2 separate regions of the Homo sapiens genome follow, and region 1 is linked to region 2. A link is an interaction called in ENCODE POLR2A ChIA-PET data of the cell type or tissue named here. Cell type or tissue: PC-9. All regions are shown on one strand.

Region 1 (8,000 bases), 290 kb after region 2:
CTTGGCTCACTGCAACCTCCACCTCCTGGGTTCAAGCAATTCTCCTGCCTCAGCCTACTGAGCAGCTGGAATTATAGGTGCCTGCCACCACAATGCCTGACTGATTTTTGTATTTTTAGTAGAGATGGGATTTTGCCATGTTGTCCAGGCTGGTCCTGAACTCCTGACCTCAGGTGATCTGTCCATCTCGGCCTCCCAAAGTGCTGGCATTACAGGCATGAGTCACCATGCTGGGCCTCTAGTTTATCCTTTCTAGATTTCTTTTACACAAATTAGCTGATCCATGAGCATTTTTTTTTTTTTTGAGACAGAGTCTCGCTCTGTCGCCCAGGCTGAAGTGCAGTGGTGTGATCTCGGCTCACTGCAAGCTCCTCCTCCCCGGTTCACGCCATTCTCCTGCCTCAGCCTCCCGAGTAGCTAGGACTACAGGCGCCCGCCACCACGCTGGGTTATTTTGTATTTCTTTTTTTTAGCGGAGACGGGGTTTCACCCTGTTAGCCAGGACGATCCACGAGCATTTTTATGGATTCCTTTCTTTTTTTTACATGACTCCATCTTTTTTTGGATGTGCTTCACAGTAAGTTGCAGTGGTCAGTACACTTTGTCCCTGAACACTTCAACACACCTATTGTTAACTAGAATGAAATATTTGTGTATGGTTATGTTTTTGAGGAAAAATTTGTATGCAATAAAATGCATAACTCTTAAGTGTATCTTCAGATTAATTTTCACTAATGTATATGCTTTTGTAATGGAAACCCCTAACAACACCTAATAAGATGTTTGGGAGGCGGAGACGGGTGGATCACTTGCGGTCAGGAGTTTGAGACCAGCCTGGCCACCATGGCAAAACCCCGTCTCTACTAAAAATACAAAAATTAACTGGGCATGGCAGCATGCACTTGTAATCCCAGCTACTTGGGAGGCTGAGGCAGGAGAATCACTTGAACCTGGGAGGTGGAGTTTGCAGTGAGCTGAAATCGTGCCATTGCACTCCAGCCTGGGTGACAGGAGCAAAATTCTGTCTCAAAAAAAAAGAAAAGGGGAAAAAAAAGAAGAGATGTACAACATCACCCTAACTTCATGAAGTTCTCCCCTGCCCCTCCCAGATCATCCCTGTTCCAGCTCCCAGGATAACTGGTGTTCTAATGTTTTTCTACCACAGACTAGTTTTGCCTCTTCAAGAACTTCACATAAATAGAATCATACAATTTGTACTCATTTGTGGAAAGCCCTGTTCACTCAGCATAATTTTTTTTTTTTTTTTTTTTTTTTTTTTTGGGAGGCAGAGTCGTGCTCTATCCCCTAGGTTGGAGTGCAGTGGCATGATCTCGACTCACTGCAACCTCTGCCTCCCGGGTTCAAGCGATTTTCCTTTCTCAGCCTCCCAAGTAGCTGAGATTACAGGCAGGTGCCACCACACCTGGCTAGTTTTTGTATTTTTAGTAGAGACGGGGTTTTGCCATGTTGGCCAGGCTGGTCTCAAACTCCTGACCTCAGGTGATGCACCCGCCTCGGCCTCCCAAAGTGCTGGGATTACAGGCGTGAGCCATCACGCCCGGCCCCTCAGCGCATTCTCATTTTGCTGTGCACCAATAGTCCATCCCCTGCATTGCTGTATGGCGTTTCAGTGCATGAATATAGTACAGTTTATTGTTAATCCATTTTTGAAATGCAGGCTTGAAAAGCGAAGCATTTCCATTTATGTGCAGTTAGTCGTTTTTTCACCTGATGCTTCAGATTATTCTGGTGTTCCAGTGACCATGGTACATATATTTTAAATTATTTAAAATAATTCAGCTTTAAACATATTGCCTTTTGTTTTTGTTTGTTTGTTTTTGTAGAGGTAGGGTTTCACCATGTTGCCCAGGCTGGGCTTAAACTCCTGGGCTCAAGTGACCCTCCCACCTTGGCCTCCCAAAGTGCTGGGATTACAGGTGTGAGTCACTGCACCTGGCCCATATTGCCTTTTGCCGATAGATAGATGATAGACAGATAGATAGATCGATAGATAGATAGATAGATAGATAGATAGATAGATAGATAGATAGACAGATAGATAGATGATAGATAGATACATAGATACATAGATAGATAGATACATAGATAGATAGATAGATAGATGATAGATAGATACATAGATAGTGCTTCTCTTTCAAAAGAGCTCAGTGCTAAACACTATTAGACTCTCTCTATGCAGATAGACAAAATGTCCTTTAAGATACTGAACGTTAAGAAATGAATTTAACAAAAGCTTTCATTTAGTAACCATTTCTTGAACATTTCTTATATGCCTGTTACAGTGGTAGGCGTCTGGGAATACAGGCATGAGGAGGACAGAGGCTGCTTCGTGGGTGTTTTAGTGCATTAGGATGCCATCTGAGACAGACTTTTCTGTGAAAAATCTTAGTCATCATCTCCTGGGTTTCCTCTGAATCTTGTGAGAAGGGCAGGGACATTCGAGGCTGGTAGTTCTGATGGTAAAACTGTACCATGGGTTTTGCAGCTGTCCTGTGGGCTTGGGGTTATGAACAATGTAAGTAGAAGCAGAGAATGAGCGAGAACAAAATGGATCCTCACATGGACCCGGGAGCTCTTCCACCAATGAATCTTGGTATCAGGGAACAATTCTGGTCAATTTGGGGCCAAGTCTCCCGGCAGCTGAGTTCTGTCCCCGACGCACCTTGACTTCATGGGGGAGAGAGGGGCTCATACAGTCAGCCTCTGTATAAGGTGACTGCTTCCTTGACCTCTTACATGTGCACAAAACAAAGCCAAGGGTGGTGAAATCATTTGCTCAGGTATTTGATGAATGCTGAATTTAGCTGAATACATTTGTCCATTTTAATTCTCTCACTCTTTTTAATCTTATTGAGTAACCCGTAAGAAAACTTTTTGGTATAATCCCGTAATTTCTAAACCTGGAAATGATAAATGCTTTAAAAAAAATGAACTGGAATGGAAAGGACTTTCTTCCAGAACACTTTAAAGAAACATATTATCATGTGGAATCTCATTTTGAATGAATCAGAGTACAGTAAATCTCAAAATATCCACTGACTTGCCTGCTGTGGTTTACTCAACAGGAAAATGACTTCAGCAGCATAATCTTTTACTCCAGATCCACATCAGGCAGCTTTTTGTGCTGTTCTGAAAACATCTTAATTCTTCCCCAAGTACCATGTTTCTTGGAATTATTCACCGGAAATTAATAGTATTCTGAATTTTAAAGCAATTCAAACCACAAGTGACTTTGTAATGGCTCTTAGCAGTAGTATAAAAAGCAATTGAGCACAGTTTATGATAGCATTAGTCACTATTGTGTATAGTACTCCCTTCCTCTGTCCCAAAGATGTGTGTTTCTATCCCTCTGTGATCACTGGCCTGCTGTACTGGGTAGGGATAGCAAACAAGACAAATTAGTAAAATACGTTGGGAATGTCAAGGACTAGGGGAAAAAATTAGGTAAGAACAGGATCTTGAACAAGCTGGGGTAGAGGCAGCAGGGAGATCAAAATAGTAAATGGGGGCCGGGCACAGTGGCCCATGCCTGTAATCCCAGCACTTTGGGAGACTGAGGCAAGCAGATCACTTGAGTCCAGGAGTTCAAGACCAGCCTGGTCATCACGGCAAAACCCCATCTCTACTAAAAATACAAAAATTAGCCAGGTATGGTGGCCCATGCCTGTAATCCCAGCTACTCGGGAGGTTGAGGCGGGAGAATCACTTGAATCCAGGAGGCAGAAGTTGCAGTGAGCTGAGATTGCACCATTGCACTCCAGCCTGGGTGACAGAGTGAGACTCTGTCTCAAAAAAAAAAAAAAAAGGAAAAAGAAATAGTAAATGGGGTGATCCAGGAAGGTGTCACTGGGAAGGTGACATATGATTAATGACCTCAATAATCTGTGAGTAACGTGGACATCTGGGGGAGAACATTCCAGGCAAAAGGAAGAGCACGTGCAAAGGCACCATGGCCAAGTGTGCCTGTGAGCACAAATGCACAACTGGAATGTGGTGAACACGGGGGAGCGCAGGAGGGGACAGGAACAGAGAGGGGGTCAGGGGCCACATCAGAGAAAACTGCACCATAATGACTTTGGCTTTTACTTTGAGTGACAGGGGAAGCCATTGAGGGCTTTTGTTGTTTGAGACCAGGTCTCACTCTATCACCTGGGCTGGAGTGCAGTGGCACGATGACGGCTCACTGCAGCCTCAACCTCCTGGGCTCAGGTGATCCTCCCACCTACTACAGATGTGCACCACCTAGCCTGGCTAGTTTTCTTTTTGTATTTTTTTGCAGAGATGGGGTTTGGCCATATTGCCTAGCCTGGTCTCAAGAGATCCGCCTGCCTTGGCCTTCCAAAGTGCTGGGATTACAGGCATGAGCCACCACGCCTGGCTTCATTGGAGGGTTTTGGGCTAAGACATGACATAATCTGATTTATGTCTTAGCACCCAAAGCAGAGAGAGCAGTTGAGAGACTCTCATGGACTGGAGGCTGAAGCACACAAGTTCCTCTGGAGAAGGCAGAGGCCATTCCCAATGTTGAGAGACAGGTCAATTCTCCCCAGGCAAGAAAAAATAAGGATGAATGGCAATTGTTCAGAGAATGGACTAGCTGGGGATTAAATGTCTGTTATTTTTGGAAGATAGCTTTTTTTTTTTTTGGTGCCCTGCTTGTGGTTTCTTGTTGCATCCTTCAGAGCACGCCACAGGGAAAGATAAGAGCATGGCCTTCCAAATCTAGCACTGAATTAGAAGACCTTATTTTTGGCCAGGCTTGCTAGCCCAGCACTTTGGGAGGTGAGGCAGGTAAATCGCTTGAGGCCAGGAGTTCAAGACCAGGCTGGCCAACATCGTGAAACCCTGTCTCTACTAAAAATACAAAAATCAGCCAGGGGTGGTGGCGCATGCCTGTGGTCACAGCTACTCGGGAGGCTTGAGGCAGGAGAATCACTTGAACCCAGGAGGTGGAGGTTGTAGTGAGCCAAGATTGACTCACTGGACTTTAGCTTGGGCAACAGAGCAAGACTCTGTCTCAGAAAAAAAAAAAAAAAAAAAGACCTTATTTCCAGTCTTGGTCCTGATGTTGACCTTGTAATATCCTGGGGCTGGTTACTTAATCTTTCTGAGCTTTAGTTTCCTCCGTGGAGAGTATGTTTGTTAATTACATTATGGAATTATTATGTCAATTAATAACATGGTAATGACCCGAGGGCCATAAAGTACTCTGAGTGTCTTTGACATAGGCATGACAGACAACTGTGGTAGTGACAACACTAGTGTCGCTACTGAAAGAAACACATGGCATTTCAGCACCAAAAAAGGTTCATGGACAGGAAAACTGTGGGCGACCGGGAGGAGATGGTGGCGTGAAGTTGGAAAGACATGAGTGGTGAGGAGGATGACATTTAATTTCAGGACATTTTGATGGATGTGAACAGGGATTTCGTCATGCTGTTTGTAAAAGGTTGGGCATATTAGAAGGGTGAGGACAAAAGAGAGTGTGTGTAACGTAAATCACTTACTGGCCCCAGAATCTGGTGTGACCGCACGTGCCGTCTTTCCACCCCGTTCATACTCAGCTGCTGCAGCTGACTCAAAGACTTTATATTTTTGAGCAGCCTGTTCAAGAGGCTAGCGAGGTTGACCTCTGATACGTCTGCCATGTGTAATCACAGGTGTACTGAAATGTGTGACATTTATTATCCTTATTACACACTAATTTGTCAAACAAAACTGAAGTGTCACATAAAGTGGCACAACTTTGGATGAATAATGAGGTGGACCGTGGTGGATCTTTTGAAAGACACAGGCTGATCAGACTGGGATGACAGCGTGTCATTGACTAAGGAGAGAGCATTCAAGGTCATCTATCAGTTGGGGTTAAGATGTCTATTGCGAGCCAGGAGAGGTGGCTCATGCCTGTAATCCTAGCACTTTGAGAGGCCATGGAGAATTGCTTGAGGCCAGGAATTTGAGACCAGCCTGAGCAACATGGCAAGACCCCATCTCTACAAAATATATTTTTTTTTCCAAGAAGAAAACAAAGTTAACTGGGCATGGTGGCATGCACCTCTAGTCCTAGCTACTCAGGAGGCTGAGGCAGGAGGAGTGCTTGACCCTGGAAGGTGGAGGCTGCAGTGAACTATGATCGCGCCCCTGCACTCCAGCCTGAGTGACAGAGCAGACTCTGTCTCCAAAAAAAAAAAAAAACAAAAAGTCTGTTGCTTTAAGTGCTTTGTTTATTCATCCAACAGATAGTTTTTGATAATATACTGTGTTGGGCGCTGCAAGGTATAAAAAGATGAGTAAGACACGGCTCCTATCACCAGTGAGTTTATAATCTAACAGGGAAATAACTATACAATCAGGCAGTTTGTGATATGTGTCATGGGCATTCATGAAAGTGGCAGAGGTCAGGGGGCGGGGGTCCCTTCCAGCTGGGAGGAATAGGGATGCTTTGTGGAGGAACTGGCATCTGAGCAGGAGGCAGCCGTGCATTCACATTGAGGGGATAAGAAGCTAGGAGACTGTTGGTGAGGCCTCACAGGGAGGCTCCACCTGGACTGGACTTTGGAGGCCAGGTCATTCATTTGACACAGAGGAGACTGAGGAGACATTACGAGCCAAGAGCCAGCCCTGAACACGGTATGGGTGTGTTACAGGGGGGCCATCAGGTAGACCGGAGCAGGAGAGAGTTCTGACGATGTAGAATTGGGCAGGTTTTACGTCTGAATGTCAGGTTGCGGAGTCTGCAGGTGGTGGAAAAGTATCAAAGATTTCTGAGCAACGGGCATTTTGGGGCAACAAATCTGGCAGTGAGGTCTAGGATAAACCAAAGGGCAAACGAGACAAGAAACGAGGAGACTCTTGAGATAGTGCAAGTTAGAGGTGAGGAACCAGGATGGATGGGAAAATGACAGGAGAGGCAGGTGAAGATGTCATTTCAAAGGAAGCAAATGAACACGGTTTGAGCAGTATAAACCCTGAAGAGCCATAAAAGCAAAATCTAAATATCAGGGATTATTGAAGGGAAGGAAGAGGGAAGCTGCAGGGTCAGCGTGAGGCTGGAAGTGGAGGCATGGAACAGGGAAGCTGGGAGATGCAACCTCAGTCTGGCAAATCATTATAGACTCTAACCATCAGCATGGTGGAGACCAACTGGTCCCTCCTGCCAGTTGCGTATCTTGAACTCTTCAGGTATGTAACTGATAAATGGCAGCTAGGGTTTCTCAACGCCTCATCCACTCGGAGCCATCTAATCTCCGTCAACACGGTCAGATGTCTGGTTCCTGCTGCTTGGCCTTATTTCCACGGGCTGTCCATGTCAGCATGGAAGTGAGCACTCGTGCAGCTTTGGTGGAGAATAAAGGTCATGTACATACGTGCTCATTTCTAAATGAGCTGTAATTATATTTGCATCTCAGGACTCCATGACTCACCTCTGCCCTTATTAACTCCACCCAGTGATCTGCCTCTTGCATTCAAAGATGAAGTCACTCCATCCACTTCACTTTTCAAATCTTGGCAGAGCTTTCATGATGATTTTTTTCTTTGAAAGGAATCCAAAAGTTTGGATACCAAACTTTCAGAGCCATCAAGGGCTCCTAGGGAGACGCGTCCATCCCCAAATGTGAGGTGTGTTGTGTTGTGTGTTTCTTGCTGAGACATGGTGAGCTCCTCCACATCAGAGGGCAAAGTGCCCATGGGCAGCAAATGTGCTTGTCACGTTGAACTTTAACCAAAGATCAAAAAGCATGGCGGAGATTCGAGTTTCTTAATCTAAGTCGGTTTAAACTCCTGGTGAGAGGGGAGAAGCAAAACAAATATGAGCGTGACATCCTGCTTTTAGCGCTGAGAGCCGTGGTTCACAGGAAAAGGCTGTGAATCAGAAGGGGCCAAGAGCTCATCCTCTGGTCAGCACAAGCGATGTTTTCCACAAGGGAATGAGCCGAAGTGAAGAAGGCAGAAAAACACTGGAATCCCTTAAAATGCCT
Region 2 (8,000 bases):
CTTAGCTCCTCGGATCCCAGTGAATAAAAGAATCTTCACCACCACACACACCCCAGGGTGTGTTTTTCTTGAAGTAGATGAAAAGTAAGTACTTCTTTAAGCCTAAAAGAAATTTGTTTCTGAAAATAAATATAAATGTGAAGAAGATTACATTATGTTTGCATGTTTATACATTATGTAATTGAAATCTGTCCATTTGCCTATTTGATTTTTGTTACATGGAAATGTATGTTGTCTAAATTTTTAATATAAATATTTTGCATATTATAAAGTGATTACAAGTTGTATTTGATTTCTAAACAGTATGCTTTAGGTAGGCCAAGAATTATTTCATTTTACAGAGAAGACAATGAACCCACCGGCCAGTTTGCTGAGAACAGATGTATAGTATCTGATTGCGCTCAAACTGGGACCAAGACTCTGGTCTTCTAGCACTTATTCTGGTGTTATTTACACTTGCCAAGTGCTTCTCAAATCAGTTTATGATGAAATTTCAGTTAGTCTGAAGTGGGGGCGAAGGTGGGGAGAACAGATTATTTTTTGTAAAGAATTGTTCTTTATTTTGAACTTCTGTCCTTCCTACTTTTGGGGGATGTTGAAATAGTCTTTGTTATTTAAAGGATAGTGATAGTAGGTAGTAGTTATTGCTTAATGCTGTTTTTTAGTATCTTTATTTGGAAAAAGTAAATATCAGTATCACTACATCAGTATCCCGCATTTTTTCCCCACATTTATTTTAACATTTTACTTACTCATGAAATTCAAAAATCTGGGAACCAACACACCACACCACACATAACTGAAAAGCAAAAATGTCAGAAACATTTTCTTGATAATTTTTTATTAAAAAAATTTAACATCTGAAAATCAGTGTATTTGATAATGTCTACCCTGAAACCAAATAGTAATGTGTGAGATACTTAACCTGTATAAAGTAAGAAAATTCAGCTAAATATAATTCTAAAAATAGCTTAAATCTCTTGTATTAGAAAATATTTGTGGGTTTTTACACAGGGAAAATATTTACGGAATCCAGTTTTTTCTGAAGCATCCTTAGTCTTACCATCGTAAGTTTCCCATGAACCTTTATCCTGAAACTATTTCTGTGTACTAGCTGTCTGTCTATCTGATATTACCTTTTGGGTGACATTGTGTTTTTTTTGTTTTGTTTTTGAGATGGAGTCTCACACTGTTGCCCGGGCTGGAGTGCAGTGGTGCGGTCTTGGCTCACTGCAACCTCCACCTCCCTGGTTCAAGCAATTCACCTGCCTCAGCCTCCCAAATAACTGAGATTACAGGCACACACCACCACACCCGGCTAATTTTTTTATATTTTCAGTAGAGATGGGGTTTCACCATGTTGGCCAGACTGGTCTCGAACTCCTGACCTCAGGCAGTCTGCCCGCCTCAGCCTCCCAAAGTGCTGGGATTACAGGCGTGAGCCACCGTGCCTGGCCTAGGTGACATTGTTTTTATGTAATTTTAATTATGCTGTATGAATTAGCAACCTGCATTATTCATTTAACATCATCAGCATCTTTCTACGTTACGATGTGCTTTTTGTAGACTTTTTAAATGGCAACATAAACATAATTATGGAGGGCATCAGAGTCCTCTAAGGAACTTGCTAAAAGACAGATGCCTGGTCTTATTTCCAGAGCTTCTGATTTAGTAAGCATACAGCGAGACTGTGGATCTGTATTTTAGCAAGTTCGCTAGATGATTTTGATGTAATGTGTCAGATGACCAACATGTGTTAGATTATACAGCCATTTCCCCCAGGATGGGCACTTGGGTTCTTTGCTGTTTTTATAAATGCTAAGATAAACAGCTTTGCATAAAATTGTCTCACATTTAGAATGAAATACAGAAGTATTTTTAAAAGTGTATAAGAATTACCTGATGAGTATGCCACCTGTGTTGTGTATCTGTATCCCAGAGCAGTGCCTTTGCTGGGTTACCTACCTCAGGACCTGATTGGAACATCGATCCTAAGCTACCTGCACCCTGAAGATCGTTCTCTGATGGTTGCCATACACCAAAAAGGTCAGGACCTACTCCTTTATAGGAGGAAATATTTTTCTCTCATTGATTTGTTCTAATTTTTCTTTTCATCTCATTAGAGCGCAACCTTTAACCAGAGAGGCATTACATTGAAGCTGCTAAAGCAATTGTTTTCTATTTAAACATACTAAAACAGGCCAGGCACAGTGGGTCACACCTGTAATCCCAGCACTTTGGGAGGCCGAGGTGGGCGAATTGCCTGAGGTCAGGAGTTGGAGACCAGCCTGGCCAACATGGTGTAACCCATCTATACTAAAAGTACAAAAATTAGCCAGGCATGGTGGTGCACGCCTGTAATCTCAGCTACTCAGGAGGCTGAGGCACAAGAACTGCTTGAACCTGGGAGGCGGAAGTTGCAGTGAGCCAATATCATGCCACTGCACTCCAGCCTAGGCAACAGAGCGAGACTCAATCTCAAAAAAAACCACTAAAACATTTACAAATAAATGGCTTAAAAAGGACATTTGTAATCAGTATCTGTGTTAAGTAAATCCTATTTTTGTCTTATTATTTTATATAGTTTTGAAGTATGCAGGGCATCCTCCCTTTGAACATTCTCCCATTCGATTTTGTACTCAAAACGGAGACTACATCATACTGGATTCCAGTTGGTCCAGCTTTGTGAATCCCTGGAGCCGGAAGATTTCTTTCATCATTGGTCGGCATAAAGTTCGAACGTAAGCCAGTCAGTTTTCATATTTTCTAAAACATCTCTTGTATCAAATAATATTCCTTAGCTTATTGACTGCCCTCTGACTCAATTGACACATAAACTAAATAAAGCACAGATTTGTTTTCGGTGCTTTGGGGAGACAGTTTGACAGTGTGTACCGTGAGCCTTAAAAGAAGTCATAATATCAGCCTTAAAGTAGCTTAAATATCCATCATTAAGTAAACTCTGGAATATTTGCTTGATGTATTATTATATTGGTCAATGAAAATTTTTGCAGAGATCACATAACATGGAAAAATATTTGATTTTTAAATATAAAAATCAGCATACAAAATTATTTATACCTATGATTATAATTATGTTTAAAACGAACATACTATGAAATAAGGAAAAGAGAATTGAAAGGAAATAAAATATGAATTTTGGTTAAGTGTAGGTACTAGGACCTACAAGTGTTTCTTTCTTTCTTTTTTTTTTTTTTTAAAGATCTCTTTAGTGAGCATGTAAAACTTTTTATATCAGCCTTCCGCCATCAAATTCCACTTGTTTGTGTCTTTTTTTTTTTTTTTCTTTGAGACAGGTTCTCCCTCTGTTGCCCAGGCTGGAGTGCAGTGATGCGATCACAGCTCAGTGCAGCCTTAACCTCCCCTGGCTCAGGTGATCCTCCCACTTCAGCCTCCCAAGTAGCTGGGCCCACAGGTGCCTGCCAACACATTCAGCCCTTTCTTGTATTTTTTGTAGAGATGGGGTTTTGCCATGTTGCCCAGGCTGGTCTCAAACTCCTGTACTCAAGCATCCTCCTGCCTCAGCCTCCCAGAGTGCTGGAATTTTGAAGGTACGAGCCACTGCGCCCGGACTGTGTCCATTTTTTAATACTTCTTTTCCTGCCAGCACAGCTGACACCAGCTTGTTTGCTTGCTGTTGCCCATCCACGTAACAGCATCATGTGGAATGGAACGAGACCAGCCCGGCCCACAACTTCTTGTAGGCTACAGTACCCCTACCCCTAGGCCCTTGAATCTTTAGTCCTTTTTTTTTTTTTGAGACAGGATCTCAGTCTGTCACCCAGGCTGGAGTACAGTGGCCTGATCGCGGCTCACTGCAACTTCCGCCTCCTGGGTTCAAACGTTTCTCCTGCCTCAGCCTCTCCAGTAGCTGGGATTACAGGTGCACGCCACCACACCCAGCTCATTTTTGTATTTTTAATAGAGACAGGTTTCACCATGTTGGCCAGGCTGGTCTCGAACTCCTGACCTCAAATGATCCACCCACCTTGGCCTCCCAAAGTGCTGGGCTTACAGGTGTGAGCCATCACGCCCAACCCTGTGGTCCATTTTTAATTGAACTCTAGGCCTTTTGACCTGGCTCTAGGTTTCCCTCTGATGTCTATCTTTTTTAAGCATGGAAATTTTACTTGACTCCAGTATCATGCTGAGATCGAGAAGTTATGTTTTTTGGTATCTTGTTATACAGCATTGTCTACATGAACATGAACCTGAGAACAGTAGATCTACCAGTAAGACGTATTTGATCACCTGTTAATATTACAGTAGAGATGATGCCGAGCCATGGTGAGAAGAGGTCTCAAGGTTGCTCTTACCTCTTTCTACTCCAGGGTTTGGCCCCTCCGCAGAGCACGTGTAGAACTTAATGGAAGAAATGGGCTCCTGGCCGCCCTAACTCATGAGACTGATTTGTGCTAGAAAACGAATTTGATTATTAAGAAATACAGCTGCCAAGTAATTACCATTGGTATTGCTCAGAAAGGACTTTGTCCCTTCTCCCCACCCCATACCCCCCAAGTACGGAAACCTATTGGGAAATGAACATGAAATCCGATGGTTGCTTGGCATGAACGTAGGAAACTGCAGCCAGTAAGATGCCTTCATGAGGCTTCCATCTGGGGCTCGTTGATGGTCTGTGTTCCCCAGCCCCAGTCAGGGTTAAAGATACGGCCTGGATTTCTGAAGCTCTCTTTTCAGTTCTTTGATGAAATATATGTGAAATTATGCAACATATAATGAATATTCAGAATGTTTTCAGTATTTTAAAAAATTACACTGGTATTTACATCTTAACAACAAAGATTATGTGAGGGAAAGGATTTAAGGTCTAGTAGGTATTAATCTTGCTCATAAAATATTAATTATTCATTATATTTATAAAGTATAAAGCTCTGTGTAAGACAGTGTGCTGGGCCTTGAGAATGTAATGGTAATCAAAACATTCTCTTTACCATCAGGAAACCCACACTGTAATGGGAGAGACAGTAAATAAAAATGGCACTGTCATATATAACTAGAGTTTGGTAAGTGTGACAGTTGAAATGGGAAGGGGGCTGCAAGACTGTTTAGCAAGGGACCCTGCCTGTATCTCTCTCAGTCCTTCCCAGCAGCACTGCAGGCAAGCAGGTCAGGTGTCCTCAGCTCTCATTTTACAGGTAAAATCCATACTCAGTAAACTAGAGTAGCCTTCCCAGGGATCACTTCGGGAGGAGTGAAAGTGGAGACTGCAGCCAAGTTTTCTCTCTTACTCCTACTTCACTTCACATACACAGCAAAGCAATAAATACTTCATGGCATTTTTGTTGCTGTTTCATGAAGGCTGTCTCCTTATTGCCTGCAGATTAATCAGTTCTGCATTACATAGTTACTGACTTAAAATACATTTTAGTGTCTTACGCTTATAATCCCAGCACTTTGGGAGGCTGAGGCAGGAGGATCACTTGAGGCCAGGAGTTCAAGACTGGCCTGGGCAAGATAGTGAGACCCCTTCTCTACAAAAAATTTAAAAACAAAAATTAGTTGGGCATGGTGGTACGTGCCTGTAGTCCCAGCTACTTAGGAGGCTGAGGCAAGAGGGTTGCTTGAGTCCAGGTGTTCAAGGCAGTAGTGAGCCAGAATTGCACCACTGCACTCCAGGCTGGGCAGCAGAGCAAGACCCTGTCTCTTAAAAAAAAAAAAAAAAAATATATATATATATATATATATATTACATACACACACACACATACATACACAATTTAGTTTTGTAGAAATTTTCACAACTAGGAATATGTAAATCTCATAAAGCAATCTGTTCTATTTCCATTTCACTCAAAAAACAAATTCCAAATACCTCTGAAAGGTTTTCAAGCTCACAATGTGTTTATATTAGGAACCAGGTGTACTTTTATTCCCAGATCAATCAACCATGTATTTGTTCCTTTAGCAAATATGTAGTGGGTGCCTGCTATGGACCAGACACTGTTCTAGGTACTGAAGATCCAGGAGTGAACAAAGTAGACAAAATACCTCACCCCGTGGCACTTACCTGGCAGTGGGATATAGGGAGAGACAGTTACATAAAACGTATAGTGTGTCAAGTTGTGAAATAAGGTTATATATTCAGGTACTGCTTGCCACAGACATATGGTGTACCTGACGCCATGCAGATAGATATTGATCTAGATACAGTCTAGATGCTAAAGTAGAGAAAGGCGATTGGTGCAGCTGTTCCACTGTGATGGAAATGTGCAGGGTGAGTGAATAGTCCCTAGACGTGGAGATATTCCTGACTGCTTTTACGATACTGTCAGCATCCTATGATTGTCTTGATAATTTCTGCCTTTGGGAAACTGTTTCAGTTTTTAGGTAACTGAGCTGCATGTATCAGTTGAGAAACGGCAGGCTGGCATAATGGAAAAAGGACAGCCCAGGCTTGGGGGTCAGACGTAGGCGGATTCAAATCCTAACTGCTGCTTCTCGGTTATGTGAACTTGGGCCAGTTCCTCAGAGTACCTCATCCCCTGACTTTGTGTATCGGGGATAATTCCTACTTTCTGGGTTGTTGTGAGAACTCCGTGAGCTGATGCAGCTGATTCAGTATGCCTCACGAATGGGACTTGCTTTACCAAGGTACCCACAGGCAGTACAGTGTGGTGGCACACAGGGTGGACTCTGGAGCCCAGACTCTGGTCCCTTCGTGAACACCTGCTTCCCCCTTACCTGCCAGGCCACCTGGAAAAGGTATTTAATCAGGTGAAGGAGAAAATACGTGTAAAGCACTTGGAATAATAAGGATTTTCAAAATGTCAGGTATTCTTCTATGTTATAAAAACTAGTACAGGCTGGGTGCAGTGGCACACTCCTGTAATGCCAGCACTTTGGGAGGCCGAAGCGGGTGGATCATTTGAGGTCAGGAGTTCAAGACCAGCCTGGCCAACATGGCGAAACCCCGTCTCTACTAAAAATACAAAAATTAGCCAGGCGTGGTGGCGTGCACCTGTAATCCCAGCTACTCGGGAGGCTGAGGCAGGAGGATCGCCTGAACCTGGGTGGCAAAGATTGCAGTGAACCAAGATTATGCTACTGCACTCCAGCCTGGGTGACAGAGCAAGACTCTGTCTCAAAAAAAAAAAAAAAAAAAAAAAAAAACTAGTATAGTACAGTGCCTGTCACATAGAAGGTCCCAAGTAAACATCAGTTCCTTCCCTTCTTTGTAATCCTCTCTGTTGGCATGTGTGCCATTCACTGTATTCAGGTCATAGATTGAAGATGCTCTAAAATTTGAGTATAAATAAGACCGAAGGTATTGTAATAGCTACATTTTCACCACTAGGGTGGGTTGCAGAACTGTCTTAATTAGATAGCTTAAGTGTTAGGTGCAATAAACATTAAATGTTGTTTGGAAAACTTGGGGTCTTTAAAATTCTTAGAGTAAGTTACAGTTACTCAGTTACTGTCAAATTTTGAAACCAGTTATTTGCTGAAGATATTTTAGTAGCTAAGGAGGTTACTTGTCCCTGATTTCAGATTTGTACATATATAGCACTGAAACCATTACAGAAAGATGAGTGCTTTAGAGAAACTTAAGGGGCCTGTTAATGTCTCATTTGTTTCTTATTATTTTCTGTACCTTCATGAATAGAATTCTAGCCTCATATTTTTTCTTTGGAGTCAAAGAATTGTTTTGTAAAAGCATAGATCTATTCTTGGAATAGTCTATTAAAAATCACTTTCGACTTCATTTAAATTGTTTGACTCAGTCTCTCACTGGGCATTTTCTAGGAGCCCACTAAATGAGGATGTTTTTGCTACCAAAATTAAAAAGATGAACGATAATGACAAAGACATAACAGAATTACAAGAACAAATTTACAAACTTCTCTTACAGGTAAGGTGAGATTGTTAAAAATGCAAAGTTCCCTGAATTGTGTTTTGTTTTAATGCTCAGTAAATTCACTTCACAAAAATAAACTGTAAAGGGAGACAAATCTTTGCCC

The links. Peaks named below come from ENCODE experiments on the same cell type or tissue, not always from the same donor. Only the 100,000 strongest peaks of a DNase experiment are listed, where the experiment ranks them.
Region 1: POLR2A ChIA-PET joins it to region 2 with 19 read pairs; 3 of 35 experiments call an interaction of 5 or more read pairs at or near these places.

What each region holds. Positions count from the first base shown.
Region 1 is chr1:8,087,259-8,095,258 of GRCh38, forward strand. The region is part of intron 2 of ERRFI1-DT (ERRFI1 divergent transcript); the gene reads left to right. Among named protein-coding and RNA genes, the nearest start is that of ERRFI1-DT, 65 kb to the left of the region's middle. RefSeq lists an enhancer at 7,211-8,000. In PC-9, no CTCF peak of the experiment used is centred here; DNase peaks (open chromatin) are centred at 3,113 and 3,903; H3K27ac peaks cover 4,552 bases.
Region 2 is chr1:7,801,108-7,809,107 of GRCh38, forward strand. PER3 (period circadian regulator 3) reads left to right here. Exons shown (of 22, transcript NM_001377275.1): 8 at 6-84; 9 at 1,940-2,046; 10 at 2,585-2,741; 11 at 7,786-7,891. Among named protein-coding and RNA genes, the nearest start is that of PER3, 21 kb to the left of the region's middle. In PC-9, CTCF peaks have their summits at 7,352 and 7,551; no DNase peak of the experiment used is centred here.